Regions from separate parts of the Homo sapiens genome. Here region 2 is linked to region 1. A link is a loop called in an ENCODE intact Hi-C map of the cell type or tissue named here. Cell type or tissue: GM12878. All regions are shown on one strand.

Evidence for each region. A loop is a pair of places that touch in the nucleus more often than their neighbours do. Peaks named below come from ENCODE experiments on the same cell type or tissue, not always from the same donor. Only the 100,000 strongest peaks of a DNase experiment are listed, where the experiment ranks them.
Region 2: it touches region 1 in a loop (3-fold over the local background); 1 of 110 quality-filtered maps calls a loop at or near these places.

What each region holds. Positions count from the first base shown.
Region 1 is chrX:29,553,848-29,557,847 of GRCh38, reverse strand. All of the region lies in intron 5 of IL1RAPL1 (interleukin 1 receptor accessory protein like 1), which reads right to left. Among named protein-coding and RNA genes, the nearest start is that of MIR4666B, 18 kb to the left of the region's middle. In GM12878, no CTCF peak of the experiment used is centred here; a DNase peak (open chromatin) is centred at 2,147; H3K4me3 peaks cover 2,241 bases; H3K27ac peaks cover 3,528 bases.
Region 2 is chrX:29,477,104-29,481,103 of GRCh38, reverse strand. All of the region lies in intron 5 of IL1RAPL1 (interleukin 1 receptor accessory protein like 1), which reads right to left. Among named protein-coding and RNA genes, the nearest start is that of MIR4666B, 95 kb to the left of the region's middle. RefSeq lists a silencer at 2,156-2,315. In GM12878, a CTCF peak has its summit at 2,244 (motif pointing right); DNase peaks (open chromatin) are centred at 2,263, 2,691 and 2,821; H3K4me3 peaks cover 1,445 bases; H3K27ac peaks cover 1,321 bases.

The DNA.
Region 1 (4,000 bases):
TATCATGCCATTTGTGACAACACAGATTAACCTGGAAGACATTATGCTAAGTAAAATAAGCCAAACATAGAAAAACAAACACTGCATAATCTCACTTATATCTGGAATCTAAAAATTAAAACTCCTAAGAGCAGAAAGTAGAATGGAGGTTACCAGTGGCTGAGAGTAGGGAAAATGGGGAGATGTTGATCAAAGTGTACAAAGTTTCAGTGATGCAGTATGAATAAGTTATCTCAATTTAATGTACAGCTAGTAACTATAGTTAATAATACTGTATTGTGCACCTGAAATTTGCTAAGAAAATAGATCTTAAGTGTTCTCACCACACACACACAAAATATGGCTACTATGTAAGATGATCAATATGTTAATTGGCTTGATTATGGCAATCACTTCACAATGTATGCTTACATCGAAACATCGTGTTGTACACTTTAAATACATACAATTTTTTGTCACTACATCTCAATAAAACTGAAAAAAGTGGGATTCAGAATAGAATCTCTAAGAATAAAGATGGAGTATTTTACTGTGTCTTCTCATAGTCTAATCTGTGTCTTGAGATCTTGAGGATGTCAGTAAGCCAGAATAAAATTCTTGACCGCCTAAGACCATTCATTGGCTGGAATTTGTTTGGTTTTCTTATAAAAGGAATTGTCTTTCCAAATATCTTTAAAACCAGACAGCCAACAACTTAATTGTCATCAGCTGTATCGAGATGGCCCCACGCATACACAACATGTTTCTTTGGATTCTTATTATTTGCCACTTATGGAAAAATGACTATAATAAAGGGCTGAAGTACTATAATATTTTTAGGATGATGATGAATTTCTTCATAATCCTGGGGCAGTGATATTCAATCCTAAATCAAAAACAAAGTTGCTAAAAAATGTCCAACCTTTCTCCAGACTAAATGAATCAGAATCAAGGGTTAGGTTTAGGTATCCATATGTATTAATTGAAAGCTTCACAAGCAATTCTGATACATAGACTGAATTGAGAACCACTAATTTAAAGAATTCTGAGAATATATCTTCATAAAAATCATGCACATATAATAGAAAATACATATTTTAAATTAAGCCATTTTTCTCAAACCTATTACACTTTTCAAAAAGTTGTTCCCACACTGTAGACTCATCACAATATACATTCAACTTTGATCTTAAACTATGATTTTCTTTTTTTTTTTTTTTTGAGGCAGAGTCTTGCTTTGTTGCCCAGGCTGGAGTGCAGTGGCACGATCTCAGCTCACTGCAGCCTCCGCCTCCTGGGTTCAAGTGATTTTCCTGCCTCAGCCTCCCATGTAATTGGTATTACAGGTGCCCAACACCACACCCAGCTAATTTTTGTATTTTTAGTAGAGACAGGGTTTCACTATGTTGGTTAGGCTGGTCTCAACTCCTGACCTCGAGCAATCCATCCTCCTCAACATCCCAAAGTACTGGGATTACAGGCGTGAGCCACTACGCCTGGCCTGATCTTAAACTATGATTCTTAAGAGTTTCTCAGTTGATATTAACCTACTTAAATGTGTAACTCTTGTTTTCTTGCCAACAGACACCATATATAGTTCAAGAGAAAATTAGCCTTACTGGAGTTTCCTAACTTGCTTTAATCAAATTTCGACTGTTAACCATATTGGAGAAAAGCGCTAGTGTCAGTGAATGGACACATTATCCCCATGTTCCCCTGACTGGACACCATGGGGCTCTAAGCTGTGCCTTCCAGTCCTCCCCATATTACAACTCACGAGGGAGGTAGATGACATGTCCTAGGGACTACCAGGAAAGGAAAGGCTTTCCACTTCTGTGGCTAAGGCAGAGTGTGAACAAATTATGCAAATGAATACAGAGAGTGGGCTCCACTCTTGCTTTTTAGCCAAGCAAGGTCTCTGATGGAAGTAAGGAAGACACTGTGCTTACTTAACTTGTTTGCATAGTGCACATTCCTGCAATTCTCAGCATGGCCAAGTTAATTTTGTTTCCCCCCTCCCCAGTGTTCTTTTCCTTTCCTAAAAACTTTTCTTTAAGGGAAGCTAAAATGTGACATGCATAATATGGATCATTGAATTTGTCAATTACTCACTGAATAACCACACCAAATACAAATTACGTGTCAAGTTCAATACCAGGGATCTGAGGGATGCAGAAATGACTCATTATAGAGCTAATCTTAACATGTTCTCATACCATTTAAAGAACTGAAAGAGACAGATGTGCACACAGGTAGGTTTCAGTGTTATAAGGGCTACAATGAACTTTGAAGCACATTTGAGACATCACAGAAGAAATGGCTAGCCATCTCTTCAAGAGATGAGGATAGTGTGGCAAAAATTGCACTGTGCATGAACAGGAATTGAGACAAAACCTGAAAAACTGTCCTGTTCATTTTTTCTAACTTTGGGCTTAAGGAAGGCAATTGTCTGCCTTGAAATGGATGTATCAGTGAGGCATCAGGAGACTACAAGTTCAAAGTTCTTCAAACTCACTGTCTGTAAGTATTTTAAAATGGTTGCCTCACGGCCTTTTTCCTTAAGTTAGAGATACCCAAATATCTCTGTAGGTCAAACAGATCCTGTGGTGAAAATTTAGAATGGTACTATGTTGTCTAAAAGTACATTTATAAATGCAGGCATATGGTTATAATGACTTTATTTCTAATCCAAATGCCTTATAACATGACTTATTTTGGATTATATTTAGAGGCCTGGCATGAATTAATGGGAAAAGCTGTTTGTGAATTATTCAAATATAACAGGTGGTCTGGCAGGGCCTGTTAAAGGGGATTCTCAGTCTTATTGCCAGAGAGTAAACTCTGCACAGACTTGCAGGCCTGCCTGGATTCCATAATATCTGCAGCAAAAGGTTATTTCAATTTGTATTTTAGGAAGCCTTAAAAACTATTGAGAGGAGAAAAAAATATACTGTGAAAATCAATGGACAGGGTTAGCAAATAGTTAAACTAGGAATGTGTAGTGTGTTTATGTACATGAGTATACACATGGCCCACTCCCAGTTACCACAGTATTACAGTAAGTGCAGATTCACATCACTGATTTTTTTTTTGAGGCAATTTTTGAAGAAAGCTTAAGGCACACCATTATGGATCAACTGTATATTAGAGGGACATTAATGCTCTTTAGGGCTAAAAATTGTGGGCTTTAGGAGACTTACATAGCTCCTACTGTGGAACTTAAAATGCTAAGAGAGTGAATGAAGAAACATTTGCCATCTGAGAGAAGATACTTCAATAAATTATCTTAGGTGCACTGTTGAAGGACATGGCTAGCAGTAAGTTAGTCTGAGGTAATCTTTCTAATGAAGGCCTACAATGTTTCATTAGAAAGTTGGAAAATTACAAAGTTTGAAAAAAGAAAATACGAGTTTCCTTTCTGACTGAGAACAGATTCAGCCACTGTGGAAATGAGCCAAAGAAATGTCAAAATTGATATTCCATGAAGAATTTAAGAAGCCAGATCATTGATCTCACTCAAATATGTATGAATATTATTTATTATAATTTTGAATCTTTTTTTCCTAAAAGTTTACAGGGGCTGGTGATAAAGTTGCTTTTAGGACCTAAAAGGTCACTTGCCTTACTTACATTGTCTTTTCTACTCTAGATTGGATGGCGCGATTAATGGTCCAGGCTCTGTTGTTCCATCGTTTTTGTTGGTTTTACTGCATTCCATTCTACTAGTTAGTAGTTTAAAAGGCCACCCAAGAGCTCCAACATGTAAAGAGCTAGGAAGTCATGCTTACAAGAAAAAGCCAAAGAAACTAAAAATCATTGACTTTTCTTGGATCCATCAGAAAATTGAGGTCACAAAGCAAACTTCCACACTGAAATGCAGAGATACAGGCAAATACAGAGTCAAAGCAGCAATTAGTTTCCCTCGAATAAAAAAAAAAAAAAGGCCACTGGATCCATAAACTTGTAAGAATCCTTAAACCGTAATTTTTATGAATTGCTGGAAACTGAATGTGGATTAGTA
Region 2 (4,000 bases), 77 kb after region 1:
TTATTGGCTGATTTTAGAATATTTTAGTTTGTTATTTATCATTAAACATCTAATAATTCAACAACAACAAAATTTAAAATTGGATTATATATTAAATTGACTGAGTCACCAAGTATAATTTGTATTAAGGATGGATGCTATTAATATTTACTTTTGCAATAAAGAAAACATAACTAAGAAAGCTGCTAGAACAAGTAAAAGATTTTTTTCAAGGTTAAAAATGGCATTTTCATTCAGCCATAAAATGATAGCATGAAAGTATACATAATAGCAAACTATTATGTTAATAACATTAACTATTATGTACTATATAAAAAATCAGCTTGTAAAACAGACTCCATTAGATGAAAAAATGGAAAAAAGGAGATAATAAACATCAAACTAATAAGAGATGTGTAGAGATGATGAGATTGCAACTGATTTTTACTTCTTTGTGTTTACTTTTTACATAAAATATGGATTACCTTTAGTACACATTACCTCTCCCCGCCAAAAATAGGCAGTTCTGAAAAGTTTGAAACTTTCATTACATATATTATTATGGTTGAAACTATATCAATGAAAGGCAAAAGTGCCAACACAAGGATTACATTAAGTGATATAATGAGTGGAATTGTCTTTCTTTTAAAACAATTTTATTCTTTTTAATAAGAATAGGCATAGAAGGATATCAAAAGAGGAGGGGTAGATCAGGCCAAGATGGCACATTCTTTTGGTTATAACCGATGTTGTGAGTCCAAATTCCATTGGTAGTTTGTACATAAATAGATCCATTCAAAGGTATGCATATATATATATATATATATATATATGTATATGTGTGTGTATACATATATCATGCTTCAATTAATAAACTGTCTAATTTATTGCCCCCAAAAGTAAATATTGATATTGACAGTACTAAATGGAGTTTTATGGTCAGAAATATATAGAACAGCAATAAAGCCATTGAATTTGGACAAGAAGTGGTCATCGAACATTTGTTAGGGATTGAGGGAACATACGAGGACAAAGAAAGATTGATTTCTGTGAAGTTGTTGGCTTGAAGCCAAACAAGAGAGGGGTAAAAGTGTCTACCCAAAGGAAAAAAAAAAGTCATTATATGAAAAAGACACATGCATGTGCATGTTTATAGCAGCACAATTCGCAATTGCAAAGATATAGAACCAACTTAAGTGCCCATGGGCCAGCGAGTGAATAAAGAAAATGCGGTATATATACACCATGGAATACTACTTAGCCATAAAAAGGAATGAAATAGTGTCTTTTGCAGCAACTTGGATGGAGCTGGAGGCCATTATTCTAAGTGATGTAACTCAGGAATGGAAAACCAAATACCATATGTTCTCACTTATAGGTGGGAGCTAAGCTATGAGGATGCAAAGACACACAGAGTGATATAATGGACTCTGGGGACTGGGGGGGAACGTTGGGAGGCGGGTGAGGGATAAAAGACTACATTATAGCGTACACTGCGCAGGTGATGGGTGCACTAAAATTTCAGAATTCACCACTATGGAACTAATCCTTGTAACCAAAAAAAACCTGTACCTCTCAAACTATTGAAACTTAAAAATAAATAAATAAATTGCTATAGGTAGTGTCAAATAATCCTCCAAGAAAGTTGTGAAAATTTACTTTCCTATACATTTTGCAACACTTACAATGCTAATTTTTTTTTTTTTTTTTGAGACAGGGTCTCGCTCTGTCACCCAGGCTGGAGTGCAGTGACGCAACCATGACTCACTGCTACCTCTGCCTCCCAGGCTCAAGCGATCCTCCCACTTCAGCCTCCCGAGTAGCTGGGACCACAAGGCACGTGCCACCACACCTGCTAATTATTTTTATTTGTATTTCGTAGAGACATGGTCTCCCTATGTTGCCTAGGCTAGTCTCAAACTCCTGGGCTCAAGTGATTGTCCCACCTTGGCCTCTCCAAGTGCTGGGATTACAGACGTGAGCCACAGAGCCCAGCTGATGCTGAATATTCTTTTGTTCATTTAAAAGATACTACATGCTAAGGGCTAATGCTAGGAATGCATTAGTGAGAGACAGAGAAAAAGAAAAAAAAAAACTTCTGCTTTCAGATATTATAGTCAATGAAGGAGTTTAAGGGGTAAGAAGAGAATAAACAAATTAACAATTTAATATATAAAATATTAAGTAGGATGAAGCAAAATAATGCAGGGAATGGCGGACAGTGAAGGGTGTGAGGACAGGATGCTATCTTCAGGAACAGTCAGTAGGGGGAGCTCTACTCAGGCGGTGACCTGAGACGGGGAGGCAGTGATGTGAACTGCATGGAGCTCTAAGAGAAAGAACACTCCCGGCAGAGAGAAAAAGCAGATGAGAAACCAACTATAAGAAAGATCAAGGCAGTCATCGCAGTGGAGAGAAGGACCTGGGAGAAGAGGGCTGGAAAATGTGATGAGAGAGGCAGGAGTTGGGGCTGAAAGAAGGGGATGGGGTTAAGTCTGCAGAGTCTCCAAGACCACGGTAATAAGGACTCTATATTTACTTTTAGTGAGATGGAAAGACCCTGGGGGTGTTCTGACCAGGGACTAGTGATGATCTGTCTTGAGACATAAAGGAACGACTGGCCGATTGGCTGTTGAACGGAAGACTATAGGAGGGCAAGGGCTGAAGCAGGGGGAGATGTAACAGGGGGACACAGCCATCCAGCCACAGGATGACAGAGGCAAGAGTGGAGGTGCTGAACTACACGGCAGAATTTTGGATAAATTTTGAAAATGGAGCTGAGAGGATTTGCTCATGGGTTCACGTGAGTTGTGAGGAAGACAGGAGTCAAAGAGGGCTCTAAATATTTTTGCCTAAGCAACTAGTTGAATGGAGCTGACGTTTTCTGAAATAGAGAAGTCTGTAAAAGGAGCAGGTGTGAAGGGGAATCAGATGCTCAATTCTGGGTGTGTTAAACTTATGATAACTATTGCATATCCCTGTGGAGATACCAAGCAGACATTGAGTAGGTAATACTAACAAAGTCCTATTTTTACTTTCCTTTTTTGTTTTGCTCTCTTTTCTTTCTGTTTTATTTTTGCTTGTGAGGGTAAAATTATCTTGTTTTAATTTGCATATCTTTAAAGGCTAGTGAGGTTGTTTGGTTATTTTTAACTATTTGTATTTCTTCTGTGAATTACTTGTGGTTTGTTCTTTTGGTTTGCTGCAAGTCTTTATGTATTTTGCATAGATATTTTTCTATTAAATTCAACTTCCTACTCTGCCATCTGTTTTTAAAATTTTGTTTATGATTTTTTTGGTACAGAAGTTTTAAATGTACTGAGCAACATGGCATAGGAACTTTGTAGCCAGACTGCCTGGGTTCACCTACCAGCTGCTCTGCTTACCAGCTTATTGACCCTGGACAGGTCACGTAACTTCTCATAACTACTCAGTATCTCAAGTTTCTCTTCTATAAAATGGGGATAATAATAGTGCATTTACCTCTTTGGGTTTTTATGTTAATATATATAAAGTACTTAAAAGAGTGACTGACATAGAGATGCACTAAAGAAGTGTTAGCTATTGCTGTTTTCAATGTAATCAAATCTTCAGGGTCTACACATACCATTAAATGCCACCTAACCTAGGAATACTTGGAAGATGGAGTGTGCTTACGAGGATATAGAGATGAGGGGCAGAAATGTAAACACAACAAATAGCTGATGACACAAATAGCATTCGCTTTCTCTATTCTTGTCTTCTGAATTGTATAACCTCTCTTATGCCAACTATTGGAGGAGATGGTTAATAATAGCAGCAATAATAATAGTCTTAATAGTAAAAATATCTTGAAAACTTCTGCTATGCCAGACGCTAGGCCAAGCATGCTTCAAACACTGCCTTATATAATATTCACAGAACATCTTAGGAGATGAATCCTATTTTTTCCATTTTCAAATCAAGTCACAGATTTACTGAAAGTACAGCTGATCTATACCATGTAGAGAGCCCATATTTTGTATTAGTTAAGAATATGGGA